2 separate regions of the Homo sapiens genome follow, and region 1 is linked to region 2. A link is a contact called in ENCODE Hi-C or POLR2A ChIA-PET data. All regions are on one chromosome and are shown on one strand. Each heading gives the region's core, a stretch centred on a gene start or an enhancer-like site at or near the end of the contact. The rest is flanking DNA. Distances are from core to core; before and after follow the strand shown.

What was found. A loop is a pair of places that touch in the nucleus more often than their neighbours do. ChIA-PET counts read pairs that join two places held with the same protein, here RNA polymerase II (POLR2A). Pooled maps may share reads with other maps.
Region 1: a loop to region 2 is called in a pooled map, with 2.7 times the contacts of the local background. The contact joins two enhancer-like sites. A Hi-C loop is called at or near these places in 6 of 50 pooled maps. POLR2A ChIA-PET finds 5 or more read pairs at or near these places in 2 of 52 experiments (activated CD4-positive, alpha-beta T cell and activated T-cell).

What each region holds. Positions count from the first base shown.
Region 1 is chr11:122,714,929-122,722,395 of GRCh38, forward strand. The region is part of intron 1 of UBASH3B (ubiquitin associated and SH3 domain containing B); the gene reads left to right. Among named protein-coding and RNA genes, the nearest start is that of UBASH3B, 63 kb to the left of the region's middle. Within about 2 kb of position 2,408, at least 10 of the 41 ENCODE cell types and tissues checked have a DNase peak (open chromatin) inside an H3K27ac peak, as active enhancers do.
Region 2 is chr11:122,576,913-122,584,486 of GRCh38, forward strand. It overlaps the pseudogene RNU6-592P. Among named protein-coding and RNA genes, the nearest start is that of TRK-TTT2-1, 21 kb to the left of the region's middle. Within about 2 kb of position 4,224, at least 35 of the 41 ENCODE cell types and tissues checked have a DNase peak (open chromatin) inside an H3K27ac peak, as active enhancers do.

The DNA of each region.
Region 1 (7,467 bases), core at 1,158-3,657, 140 kb after region 2:
AAATAAATTTTTTGTTGTTGTTCTTGTTGTTTTTTGAGATGGAGTCTCGCTCTGTCGCCCGGGCTGGAGTGCAGTGGCGTGATCTCGGCTCACTGCAAGCTCCGCCTCCCGGGTTCACGCCATTCTCCTGCCTCAGCCTCCCGCGTAGCTGGGACTACAGGCGCCCACTACCACACCCGGCTAATTTTTTGTATTTTTAGTAGAGACGGGGTTTCACCGTGTTAGCCAGGATGGTCTCGATCTCCTGACCTCGTGATCCGCCCGCCTCGGCCTCCCAAAGTGCTGGGATTACAGGCATGAGCCACTGCGCCCAGCCGAGATAAATGTTAAATGCTGACACAGTGCTTAGCATTTAAATAACACTTAAGATGTCATGTCTTATTATTGATTGGCGGTTGAGGTGGGACTTCATGGTCTGGACAGACCTTGCATTGCTGCCATCAAAAGTTGCCTCCTTCAAAACAGTTGTAGCGCTGCTGTCAGTGTCTGTTAAGAATGAGGTGGTGCATATGCTACGGCAGAGACAATCCAGAAAGCTTCTGAATCAATAGAACCTCTGAGGCTGTTGTAGCTTTGGCATAGCTATCATCTTTTAGGGCCATTTACCCAATGTGTCACCAAAGAGACACAGCAGAAACTGCTGGAGAAACACGGATCCGAAAGCCCAGTAATGACGGCTCCTCTCCTCTTTCTATTCTCTCCACCCATCTGTTCCCCTACTTCCTTCAAAGCACACATAGACACACACCCCTTTTGTCTCTCTCAAAACAGGGGATAATTAAAAAACCAAAATCCAAACATCCAGCAGAAGTTTATGCTTGAGTCTCAGAACACAACATATGGCTTCCCAGCCATTGCCAGGTTCTGTAACCACAAAGAGAGAGGTCTCCAGCCTCCACCGTGGTCCCCTGGCTTTGCCACTATTTGCTGACAGAGGCAGCACTCCTCCGCCAAGGACTAGAGGGTCATGGTGTTCAACCCCTTGAATTGTAGTCAAAATTACATTTTCCTGTCATTTGAAAATGCTCCAGAAACAGAGGAGATTCAAGTGCTTCCTTTCTTTGTCCCTGTTTCAGCTTTCTCTTTCCAGTATTGGATTAGAGGCAGCAGGGACTGTGGAGAGAGGACGAGGAGGTGGAATTTCCTGATCGTGATGCAGTGTCCCTCTGTGGGGGCAGAAAAACTGCACGGTAGTAGCAGCAAGCTGGGGCTGGTGAGAACTGCGAGAGGAAGGGGGATCTCAGCTGCAGAGGAGAGCTCTGAGACAGGGTCTCACTCTGTTGCCCAGACTGGAGTGCAGTGGCTCAATCCATGACTCACTGCGGCCCCAGCCTCCTGAGCTCATGTGGTCCTTCTGCCTCAACCTCCCAGCTTGCTGGGACTACAGGCATGTAGCACAATGCCCAGCTAATTTTTTTGTATTTTTAGTAGAGACGGTGTTTTGCCATGTTGCCCAGGCTGGGTTATTTTTTATTTCTATTGCCCAAGTCACATGGAGGAATTGTGTCAGATTGTAGTAAGAAGAGGATGATTCTACCTTATCCTCCCTCCACAAAACACACACATATGCCGTGAGTTAGCTTTTCATCTCTGCCCCTCTAATATCCCTTGTGTGGCCTCTTGCATGGGGAATCGCTGTCCACCCAGAGACTTGGGACATCAGGATGTCCTTTCACCTCCTGAGGCAAGGTTGCCTGTGGGAGACCTTGCTCAGAGCTTTCAGTCTGCCCCGCTCTGTAAGGAGGTTTGGGTTGCAGACATGTCCTTTCTCCACCTGAAGGCAGGTAATGCAACCACAATGTCACCCAGTTCTGTAAAATTCCTGTCTAAGGAGTCCAGTTCAGTTTTCTGAATCTTGAACAGCAGACCAGGCTAAAGAGGGGAGCCCCAGAAAGCTTTGCTGGAAGGAAGAGAAAGACAAAAGCCTTGCCTTTTCTCTCGGTAGAAGCTGTCGGTCATGGCTCTTCTAGCCTCACAATTTGGAGATGTTAGATGGAATCAGGATGATTATAGCCTCATCTCCCCTTCTCCCGTCCTGTCTAAGTAGTCACACAGATTGATGCCTTAATTTCCCATAGCACAGCCGAGGCCAAGGTGTAACAAACTGAACAAGACTTTACTAGCAGCTCAGGATCAGGACTATGCTTAGGACCAGCCCATTCTCAGGGGGTTCCCTCAAAGCTACCACTGTATGACAGAGATCCCTGTCCTCTCGCCCCCAGAAAAGTCCTCAAGTTTTGCCAGACTCCTGGGAGTACTAGCATAAGAAAGCAAGGCCCAGAGACATGGAGATTCTCTCTTCTTCTCCCACCTAAGGCCTTCCTTCCAAATCCTCATTGCCTGTCCTAAGAACCACCACTTCCTGGACTAACCGATAGCGGAAGGGCCAGGTTCCCTCTCTGCCCCTGAGGAAGTGATGCTACCCCACAGTCCGAGGAGATAATCACATCAGAATATAGCAGACCTGCAGTAGTGTGAGAGATTTCCTGGCAGTAAGAAGGGGTAGGGAGGAGGATGTCCTTGTCACACCCAGGCTGCCTGGATCCTGTGGCCTCCACCACATGCATTAGGCGTGGCTCTGGCCACAGATCAGTAGAGGGAGAAGCACTGCACACAGCACGGATGCTTGTAAATGTCAATTGCCCTCAGTGGCTATAATTAGTTTCTCTGGTACCCTGTGTTCAGCAAAGTGGGGAAACAGCCCCTTAGAAAGTGTGTATTTTCCACCGCTGTACCTCGTGATATCACCACAGGTGCCTTCTGGCTGACCCCAAGTTTCTCGTTGTTCTCCAGGAACTGCTGTGACTGTTGGTGGCAGTTCTATAACTCTGAGAAGTCACAGGGGGCCCGGTCAACCACCAGCAAATGACTTCCTGTTCCCTTCCCCTACTGTCCCCCACCCCCCATGACACTAGGCCAGTCCTTGCCTGGTGAGAATAAATTCAACTGTACGTGGATTTCTCACCCAAGTTTCTTTCTTTCTTTTTTTTTTTTTCGGACAAGTCTCACTCTGTCACCAGTCTCACTCTGTCACCCAGACTGGAGTGCAGTGGCGCCATCTTGGCTCACCGTAACCTTCGCCTCCTGGGTTCAAGAAATTTTCCTGCCTTAGTCTCCCAAGTAGCTGGGATTACAGGCACCCACTACCAAGTCTGGCTAATTTTTGTATTTTTAGTAGTAGAGACGGGGTTTCACCATGTTGGCCAGGCAGGCCTCGAGCTCCTAACCTCAAGTGATCCTCCCGCCTTGGCCTCCCAAAGCGCTGGGATTATAGGTGTGAGCCACCATGCCCGGCCTCACCCAAGTTTTAAACACGTCCAAGAAAGTGGATGCATACCTACCTAGTCTAATGTTTAAAATACATTTCGGATGAAGCATTTCTTGTTCTAAAACTACTTAACATAGAGCCCTGGCGCCTCAGATTCCTTGCAAGTCACTAAGTCAGTGCATGGCATTGGGTACTAGTGTTATATTATTGGGCAGACTTGTGAAAGGATGTGGAGTCTCAGACTCCAGGTTTGAATCTGCCATCTCCAGCCGTGTGACCTTGGGCAAGTTATTGAAGCTTTGAACACTGGCTTCTTGATCCATCAAATGGGATATTTAGGGGGGAAATGGGATAGTAGGGATTGTGTGAGGATTAAGTATGATGACATATGTAAAAGCAAATTAACACTGCACCCAGCAGGTCCTCAATTATAGTACTTTTTATATTCATAGTATGGAATAAAGAAAAGTCTTTTTGATTGGAGCCCCAAAAAAGGGATATTAGAGGGTCAGAAATGAAAAGCTAACTCATAGCGCATGTGTGTGTTTTGTGGCGGGAGGGATAAGGTAGAATCATCCTCTTCTTACTCCAATCTGACACAATTCCTCCACGTGACTTGGGCAACAGAAATAAAGAATAACCCAGCCTGGGCAACATGGTGAAACACCGTCTCACCTAAAAATACAAAAAATTAGCTGGGCATTTTGCTACATGCCTGTAGTCCCAGAAACCTGGGAGGTTGAGGCAGGAGGACCACCAGAGCTCAGGAGGCTGGGGCTGCAGTGAGCCATGATTGATCCACTGCACTCCAGCCTGGGCGACAGATTGAGACCGTCTCTCAAAAATAAATAAAAAACACTTACTGAGTATTACCATGTGATAGCTGCTGTTCGAACAATCTAAGCATGATTACGTTAGATTGGTGATGGGTATTCTTACACTGCCAATTTACAGATGGATTAACTAACACGCTGAGGTTAAAAGTAACTTGTCTAAGACCACGCGGCTAATAATTGGGAGTGCCCGGAAGTCAATTCCCTTCTCTAAGCTTCAATTTCCTCATCAGATGATTGGTTTAGATACCCATGTCCACCAGTGCTCAAAATTTTACATCTGTGCTAAATTTAACCAGGAAATTTGGGAGTTATGTTAGTGATGTTTGCAATGGAAAAGAAATGGTTTAGGAAACTTAACATGGCTTGAAACTCTTTAAAAGTCTTTCTTACCATTTTTCTTGTCCCTTTCTTTCATTACTCTCTCCTTGTCTTTTCCCCTTCGTCCTCCTTAAAATAAGTCTCTGAGAGGGAAAAACCTGTGGTTCACATCATGAGTTCATCAGAACCAGGCATCTATGTATCCCATCACATAGGTCAAGGAGCCTCCCAGCAAAGGTAGTAATAATCAGCCTTAGTAGCTGGAAAGATCATTTCATCTGTTTCTCTTCTTGCAAAACCTAAAGTGTTAAATCAGATTCTTGAACAGTAACACTTCCCAAACAAGTTGTCTCTACTGGCTGTTTCCACTTCCTATCCTCCTCTTTTCTCTTAAACTTATTTCAATCAGGCTTCTGTCACACTGCCCCCCAAAGCTGCTGTCATCAAGGTCACTAATGGCCACAGTAGTGCCATATATTGTGAGCAATTCCATCCTCCATCAGCAGCATTGGATGCAGGCGATCAGTCCTCTCTCGATGCTTCCTTAAAGACCCTTGGCTTCTAGGAGTTTCTTCTCTCTTAGTCCTCCTACTGCAGTGCCTGCTTCTGCTCCAACTCCTTGGCTGGCTTCCTCATCTCCTCACCTGTAAATATTGGAGAGCCCTCAGCTGAAAACCATGGACCCCTTCTCTCCTTTGTCTAAACTCACCCCCATAGTAGTCTCCAAACTCCTGGCTTTATGTACTATCCATATGCTGACAACTCCTGCACTTACATCCCCCACCCAGTCCTCTCTCCCATTTTCCAGACTCCGTACTCAGCATCTCCTATGGATGTCAAATAGGCATCTCAAACATGGGTCCTCCCACAGTCTTGTCATCTCCAAGCAGGATAACTCTTTCTTCCAGATGTTCATTCTAATGCCTTGGAGTCACCCTTAGCGCCTCACTTTTTCCATCCAGTCCATCAGTGAATCTGTCAGCTTCGCCGCTTCCACAGATCCAAATCCCTGGCATTCTCTCTTGCTTGTATTATTGCAATTGCCTCCAAACTGGTCTCCCTGTTTTGGCTTTTGCTTTCTTGTAGTCTCTTCTCATCAGAATAGTTGGAGATCCTTTCAAAGTGTAAGGCAGATGGAATCACTCCACTGCTCAAAATGCCCCAACGTTCTCTGTGTTACAAAGTTAAATCTAAAGCCTTCCTGTCTCTAGGGTGTTCCCTTGCTACCTCTCTGAATCTGTTTCCTAGCATGTACCTCCTTGCCCATTCAGCTGAAGCCACATGGTCTATTCTTTGTTCCTTGAATACACTACACACGCCATTGCCTGGGGCCTTTGTGCTTGCTCTTCCAGGAAGGCTCTTCACACAGCTATCCACAGAGCTCTCCCTCCCTGACTCATTCATTACCTTTATCTAATCTTTCCATGCAAAATAGGAATCCCTTCCCACCCTTCCCTGCCTTATTTTTTCCAAAACGCTTACTATAACTGTCCTCTCCCCTAGAATATAAACTGCATGAGGTCAAAAATCTTTGTATTTTTTTTTTCTCTGCTATATCCCCAAGGCTAGAAAAATGTCTGACACATAGTAGATGTTAAAAGAATGAATGACTCGGCCAGGCGCGGTGGCTCACGCCTGTAATCCCAGCACTTTGGGAGGCCGAGGTGGGCAGATCACAAGGTCAGGAGATGGAGACCATCCCGGCTCACACGGTGAAACCCCGTCTCTACCAAAAATACAAAAAATTAGCCAGGCGTGGTGGCGTGTGCCTGTAGTCCCAGCTACTCTGGAGGCTGAGTCAGGAGAATCGCTTGAACCCGGTGGTGGAGGTTTGCAGTGAGCCAAGATCGCGGCACTGCACTCCAGTCTGGGCAACAGAGCAAGACTGTGTCTCAAAAAAAAAAAAAAAAAAAAAAAAGAATGAATGACTCTAGGTCAGTTTCTACAACAGATGCTGACTGACCAGCCAAGCTCTTTATGGAATTCTGTTCACTTAGAGTAAGCAAATCTTCCACAGCACTACGGGGGGGTGGGAGTGGGAATGTGGTGGCTGGGAGGACCACTAAATCTTTTTTGCTATAAATTGCTTTCCCGTATGATGATATTTACCACACCAGGATTTCAGCTCTAGCTCAAAGCTTGCTTAAGGATATTTGTCAGAGTGAGCTTGCCTGAGAGTTCAGTAATTCTCAAGATGGTTTCCCTGAAAGAATCCTTGTTCAAACACCATCCCTTTAAAAGTCCTTAATCCAGACTGCCTGTTCTGCAGACATTCTCAGATGCATTATTTAAAGTTATTTCCAGTGGTGCGTGGGTGGGAGGTGGGAGCTACATTTGTTACTTAGTGGTTTCCAAAAGCCTTCCAGGATCTTTCCTTTTTACCCTAGTGAGGTTGCTCACTTTTAACCCTTCTTTTCCAGGTCTCCTAACATAACTTCTTAGGCTTAGTAGCTCATTGGCAAATCCGTTAATGCATTTCACTGCTATTGGGTGAAATTTAGAAACATGCTACTCTGTTCTTTGGGGATGCCTCTTAGCAGAGAGAGGCTTCTTTTTCTTAAGGAGTCAAAGAATGACATTCATAGAAGACACTGTTTATTGGATGAACCAGTTACACAGACTTTTTGATTCTTGGGAGAATGTTCATATCTGTGGTATAATGCATTAGTCATCATACTTTTGAAGAATAAAGACATCACATGGTATTTGCCCTCTCCCAGGGCCCTGCAACCTTTTGCATCTGTTATTTTGTTTGAAGCTCACAAAGCTTCCTGCAGTAGACAAGTTGTATCACATTTTACAGATGAAGACAGAGGCACAGGGAGGGTAGTGACCAGCTGAAGGCTGCCCTTGGTGGATGGCCCAGTGGGACCTAGAGCTCCGCCCTCATGCTCTCTTGCTTCCTCGCCTTGCAAGACTTTGACTTAAACATTCTGCCTCTCCTAATTACTGATAGGTGTCCTGGTTCTCTCCTGCACTCCAGGAACCCAAGTACAGGTCTCAAACACTTGAAGATTGTCTTTTGCTGCACGGGTCCATTTCTAA
Region 2 (7,574 bases), core at 2,974-5,473:
AACCCATCTCTACCAAAAATACAAAAATTAGCTGGGTGTGGTGGCACATGCCTGTAATCCCAGCTACTGGGGAGGCTGAGGCATAAGAATTGCTTGAACCCGGGAGGCAAAGGTTGCAGTGAGGCAAGATTGTGTCACTGCACTCCAGCCTAGGCAACAGAGCAAGACTCTCTCTCTCAAAAAAAGAAGAGTAATTGGGGAAGTTGCAAATCTTATGACCTCCAGAATAATGGCTGGTACTTATTTAGAATTCAAGCCCCTCTCATCCTAACTTGGTGGCCTTTCATTAGTTTTACAAGAACAGATTAGTTCTGGGGAAGGGCTATTATCATTTAAGCTATAAAACAAGTTTCTCCCAAAGTTAGCTTGAACCACACCCAGGAATGAGCAAAGACAGCCAACCTGTGAGGCTAGAAGCAAGATGGAGTCGGCCATGTCAGATTTCTCTCACTGTCATCATTTTCTCAGTTATAATTTTTCTGCAAAGGCAATTTTATATTCTGTGCCACTATTCTATTTTGGCAGCTCTATATATGTTTTAAATGTAGTAGCATTCGATGTTTTACTACCTGCTTAAGAATTCCCTTCATTGCTTCACTTTTCAAATTATACTTAATATTTTCTTCTGTTTTTTCTGTTAGGTGAAGTTTAGAGGTGCAAAACAATTGTTTGTGCTTTTGATTATCCGTTAATTTTAGAAGAATTGCCATCCAAACATTATATAGTTTTCCAAAGCTAGGCATGTACTAATATAATTAGTGTCCCAATAATCCTATTAGGAAAATATAATTATGAATTTTTTTTTTTTTTTTTTGAGACGGAGTCTTGCTCAGTCTCCCAGGCTGGAGTGTAGTGGCGTGATCTCGGCTCACTGCAAGCTCCGCCTCCCGGGTTCACGCCATTCTCCTGCCTCAGCCTCCCGAGCAGCTGGGACTACAGGCGCCCGCCACTACGCCTGGCTAATTTTTTTGTATTTTTAGTAGAGACTGGGTTTCACCGTGTTAGCCAGGATGGTCTTGATCTCCTGACCTCGTGATCCGCCCGCCTCGGCCTCCCAGAGTGTTGAGATTACAAGCGTGAGCCACCGCGCCTGGCCATGAATTCTTATTTTACAAATGAGGAATCTAAGTTACCACAGTACTACAGTTCGATATCACAGACCCCATGGGTTAAGAGGCACAGATTCCATTAATACTGCTCTCGCTTCAGATGACAGTCACAAGTTCAGTGGTCCCCAGGCCACCCATATACTTCTGACCAACTGAATACAAATTCAGAGGTTCCCACAACCTTCTCAGGTTTGATAACTTACTAGAATCACTCATAAAACTCAGAAATACACTATATTTGTAATTACAGCTTAATTGTAAGTATACAAGTCAGGACCAGTCACATGAAAAGACCGTAGAGTAAGACCTGGAAGGGTCCAGAATGCAGAGCTTTTGCGCCCTCTCCCTGTGGAATTAGGATGTGCTACCTTCCAGCACATAGATGTGTTCACCACCCAGGAAGCTCCACTAAGCCTCAGTGTCCAGAGATTTTATTGGGATTTCCTTACATAGCATGATTGATGGACTCATTGGTGACATGATTAAACTAAATCTCTAGCCCCTCAAATCTCCTCAGAAGAGGTCAAACGGATATCACCCCACTCACAGCTCAAACCCTCTAGTCTCATGTTTGGTCTTTCTGACATGACCAGCTCCCAACCTGAGTCATCTCACTGGCATTAATTTAGGTATGGTCCAAAGGGCTCATGAATAATGAGGACATTTCTATTGCTCAGGAAACCCAAGGATTTAGAATCTTTCTTTTCACAATCAAGTGCAATTGTCAGTCAAATTCTTATAAAAAATGGGCACAAAAAGATTAATTACCTTTCCAAGGTCACATAGTAAATGATTGAGATGGTTTCAAACTCAAAAAATGTGATCCAGAGCTCATATCTTTTTTTTTTTTTTTTTTTTTTTTTTTTTGGAGATGGAGTTTCACTCTTGTCGCCCAGGCTGGAGTGCAGTGGCGCAATCTTGGCTCACTGCAACCTCCGCCTCCCAGGTTCAAGCGATTCTCCTGCCTCAGCCTCCCGAGTAGCTGGATTACAAGCTGGATTACAGGCGTCCGCCACCACGGCTGGCTAATTTTTTGTATTTTTAGGAGACAGGGTTTCACCATGTTGGCCAGGCTGGTCTCAAACTCCTGACCTCGTGATCCACCTGCCTCGGCTTCCCAAAGTGCTGGGATTACAGGCGTGAGTCACCGTGCCCAGCCGTACCTTTTTATTTGTTAAAAAAAAAAAACAAGGAATGCTTCACAAATTTGTGTGTCATCCTTGCACAGGGGCCATGCTAATCTTCTCTGTAGTGTTCCAATTTTAGTATACGTGCTGCTGAAGCACATTATGCACTTTATAAGGACACACATACCAAGTGGTAGGTGCCCAAGCTTAATTTGTACAATCAACAGAGACAACCTAAGAAACACGCAGCCCTCAGGAAAGTGCTGTGATGACGCTGAAATCAGGCAATGGCCTCCCAAGCCAGGAAAAGATGAAACAAATGTGAGAGGCCAGTAAGAATCCGCAAGACTCAGAAAAAAGTGAAATAATGGCAATTTTTAATAAAATATTTGCTTTAAAATGGGCCCTAAAGGCCATTTTGAATACATTGAATACAGTGCTTTAACTCCAAGTCCCTATGCTGAAATATTTCAGAGTTCTCAGATATTTATAAAATATTTGCATGAAGTCTTTTAGACCAGTGGTTCTCAAATATCAATCCTTAGACCACTACCGAAACTTGATAAATTTTTCACCCCTTTATAACAGAATTATAAAAATAAGAAAGATGTAATAATCATTCCATTAAGCTAAATATTCAATTAAAAGGGTTGTCCTTTTTTTCTCTCTCTCAGGGGGAAAAAAAAACAACACTTTCTCGTTCGCTTTTGGAGCTTCCATACACAAGCTCTTTGGAAGTTATTGCCCTTTAGAGGTAAGAGGACGCCAAACATAGATGCAATTTTTTAAAATATTAGCAAAAGAAAAAGCTGGCAACCATGCATTGTCTTTATTTATTTATTCGGGCTGTTAGATATAAGTTCTAAATTTCTCTTCAAAGAATCAATATGTCAGTATGTTCAATTCTTTGCCTTCTACTTTTAAACTTAACTTCCTCGTAAAGCAACCTTTTTCGATTATCTACTCCACCCTGACTCATTCCGATCACCTGCTCCACCCTGACTTATTCAGATTACCTGCTACCTGCTGCTCTCTGACTCATTCTCCGCCCTGCATAACCATTTTTTTTCCCCGCCAAACCACTCACCCCGTTACTCTCTTTAAATTAACCAATCGGAATTAGTTTAGCCTGTGCGGTCTAACCCTAGCCAATAGGGGAAGGACACAGCAGCAGGGGCCACGTGCGACCGGGATAAGAACCCCTTCCCATCCCTTGTCCAAGTGTGCGCTCACCATTGCTCTGTCTGTAAGGGCACACCCTTCTATAGAAGTACCTTGCCTTGCTGAGAATTAAAAGAAAATTTTATATTCGAGTGCTATTTCTTTTGCGGCACCGAAACTTTATATATAACAGGGATTTTATTGGCTTTTTTGCTTGCTAGTTTGATAGTTCTCTCGTTTTGCTTAATAATTCATAAAAATCTTGATCCAGGTGAGGTGTGGAAAAAATTTAAAATGTTAAAATCTTGGGAGCCCTGCAATTCGGTTTGCAAGCTGCAGGTGCCCCTTTGTCCACCAGATGGCAGGGCAGCTCTGCAGGTAACTTCTGGCGCCGTCTGCTGCTGCCTCCGCCTCTGCCTCTGCCCTGGGAAAGCAGCGCCAGTTCATCTTTCAAAGAATACGTCCCTTCTTGTCTTTAGGGTTTTTCCCCCAAAGAATATTTTCAGCAGAAGTATTTTACATCTCAGTCTAGAGATGAACTTCCCCAAGAGTGTTGTGTGTAGGCTTGCCGGTTTTTTTTTAAATTATTATTATTCACTATAAATCTTTATTAATAAAGATTTAACAAGGACCTAACCCAGCAGTTCAGAGGTACAGAAAGTCAATGTGTGGAAAGAAGACGGAACTGATCGGAAATGTTTATTCCTCTCCTAAATCACCACTGACAACGACAACCACACACACACACACACACACACACACACACACACACACACACAGCTGACGCTCAGAATGCGTAGGGACAGAGACACAGGGAGCAGGACAGGAAGCAAAGGGTAGTTATATATGGCCGAGAGGAACATGGTTCCTTAGTAAGTCTGGAAAATACAGTATTGCCACTCAGGAAAAACAAAGAGGCGCGCCATACTGCCACCCAGTGGTGTGAACTGTTTCTTTCCAGACTTAATGCAAACAAAACCCTTCTTTTTATGCTTCTGATGGTGGCTGAGATCTTCCTCTCAAAGAACTACATTACACAGTACTGCTTGCTCCTACCAGTACCTGACACGGGTGTCAGGCCCAACCACGTGCTCGGTGTATTCATAGACCTTAGTCACGGAAGCACAGTCTTGTCCGGATGCACAGCATGTGAGCACTTGCTCTCCAAACTTACCATCTTCCAGCTCCGGTTAATACAGCAGACCATTCATGCGTCTAGGAACCAAAGAATTACCCTAGGGCCCTGCTATTATTTGGGCAAGAGACTCATAATGACCTTACTTGACTGGCTGCATAAAAAGTCCCAAATCTTCCTGCCATTCCTTTCTCGTCTTGGCCTCTGGGCCGGGAGCACAAAGCCTAGGAAAGGACCCAGGGACAGAAAAAGGAAATATCGAGGTACTGTTTTCCCCCTACCTCCTCAGCTTGGCCTAAGGAAATTTTCAGAGTAACTGAGCTAAGCTCCAGCATCCTCTTCTCTTCTGATATGGTTAGACTTTGTGTCCCCAACCAAATCTCATCTTTTTTTTTTTCTTTTCAGCCACTCAGAGAGATATGTATAACCTCTCTCTTTTTTTTATTTTTATTTTACTTTAAGTTCTGGGATACATGTGCAGAACATGCAGGTTTGTTACATAGGTATACATGTGCCATGGTGGTTTGCTGCACCTATCAATCCATCATCTAGGTTTTAAGCCCCGCATGCATTAGGTATTTGTCCTAATGCTCTCCCTCCCCTTGCCCCCCACCTCCTGACAGCCATGGGTGTGTGATGTTCCCCTCCTTGTGTCCATGTATTCTCATTGTTCAGCTCCCACGTATGAGTCAGAAGATGCCCTGTTTGGTTTTCTGTTCCTGTGTTAGTTTGCTGAGAATGATGGTTTCCAGCTTCATTCATGCCCCTGCAAAGGATATGAACTCATTCTTTTTTAAGGCTGTATAGTATTCCATGGTATATATGTGCCACATTTTCTTTATCCAGTCTATCATTGATGGACATTTGGGTTGGTTCCAAGTCTTTGCTATTGCAAATAGTGCTGCAATAAACATACATGTGCATGTGTCTTTATAGTAGAATGATATATAATCCTTTGGGTATATACCCAGTAGTGGGATTGCTGGATCAAAGGGTATTCCTTGTTCCAGACCCTTGAGGAATTGCCACACTGTCTTCCACAATGGTTGAACTAATTTACACTCCCACCAACAGTGTAAAAGCATTTTTGTATCTCCATATCCTCACCAGCATCTGTTGTTTTCTGACTTTTTAATGATCACCATTCTAACTGGCATGAGATGGTATCTCATTGTGGTTTTAATTTACATTTCTCAAATGACCAGTGATGATGAGCTTTTTTTCATATGTTCGTTGGCCGCATAAATGTCTTCTTTTGAGAATTGTCTATTTATATCTTTGCCCACTTTTTGATAGGGTTGTTTGTTTTTTTCTTGTAAATTTGTTTAAGTTCCTTGTAGATTCTGGATATTAGACCTTTGTCAGATGGATAGATTGCAAAAATTTTCTTCCATTCTCTAGGTTGCCTGTTCACTCTGATAATAGTTTCTTTTGCTGTACAGAAGGTCTTTAGTTATATTAGATCCCATATGTCAATTTTGGCTTCTGTTCCAATTGCTTTTGGTGTTTTTGTCATGAAGTCTTTGCCCATGCCTATGTCCTGAATGGTATTGCCTAGGTTTTCTTCTAGGGTTTTTATGGTTTTAGGTTTTACATTTTAGTCTTTAATCCATCTTGAGTTAACTTTTGTATAAGGTGTAAGGAAGGGGTCCAGTTTCAGTTTTCTGCATATAGCTAGCCAGTTTTCCCAGCACCATTTATTAAATAGGTGCTGGGAAAACACCTATTAAATTATTTCACCATTGCTTGTTTTTGTCAGGTTTGTCAAAGATCAGATGGTTGTAGATGTGTGGTGTTATTTCTGAGGCTTCTATTCTATTCCATTGATGTATATATCTGTTTTGGTACCAGTACCATGCTGTTTTGGTTACTATAGCCTTGTAGTATAGTTTGAAGTCAGGTAGGGTGATGCCTCCAGCTTTGTTCTTTTTGCTTAGGATTGTCTTGGCTATTTGGGCTCTTTTTTGGTTCCATATGAAATGTAAAGTAGTTTTTTCTAATTCTGTGAAAAAAAAAGTCAATGGTAGCTTGATGAGAATAGCAATGAATCTATAAATTACTTTGGGATGTATGGTAATTTTCATGATACTGATTCTTCTTATCCATGAGCATGGAATGGTTTTCCATTTGTTTGTGTCCTCTCTTATTTCTTTGAGCAGTGGTTTGTAGTTCTCCTTGAAGAGGTCCTTCACGTCCCTTGTAAGTTGTATTCCTAGGTATTTTATTCTCTTTGTAGCAATTGTGAATGGGAGTTCACTCATACCAAATCTCATCTTGAATTGTAGTCCCCATGATTCTTACATGTCAAGGGAGAGACCACGTGGAGGTAATTGGATCATGGGGGCAGTTTCCCCCATGCTGTTCTTGTGATAGTGAGTTCTCATGAGATCTGATGTCTTTGTCAGTGTTTGGTAGTTCCTCCTGCACTCATTCTCCTTCCTGCCGCCTTGTGAAGAAGGTGCCTTGCTTCCCTTTCCCTTCCACCATGATTGTAAGTTTCCTGAGGCCTCCCCAGCCATGCTGAACTATGAGTCAGTTAAACCTCTTTGCTTTATAAATTACCCAGTCTCAGGCAGTTCTTTATCAGTGTGAAAATGGTCTAATACACCTTCCTCTTGTGTTTTTCTTCTGCTTCCCAGAGCACCTCTCTTCTAAACTGGGGAATTTGACAATCCTGAGTTCAAATTCAGATGAACTCCCCCGATAGCTGGGTGACATTATACATGATGAGATTTCTTGACCTGATTTCTCATCTTTAACATGAAGATACTAGAACCTCACCAGTGCCTCTTGAGGGGCTTCATCCTCTCAAGTCTAATCTTTTCATAAAAAATACCCCCATACTTCCAAATTGCATGCTCCATTCCTGCATTCCAATCAAAACTCACTTTTCTTCAATACCAGGCTATGTCAGTTTTCAAGAAAGCTAGTTCATTGAATTAATTTACAGTAATATGAAAATGATTAATAACAGCATCTTCTTCCTAGGGTCATATAATCCCATCACAATTGTAGAACTACCACCAGGCATGGTGGCTCACA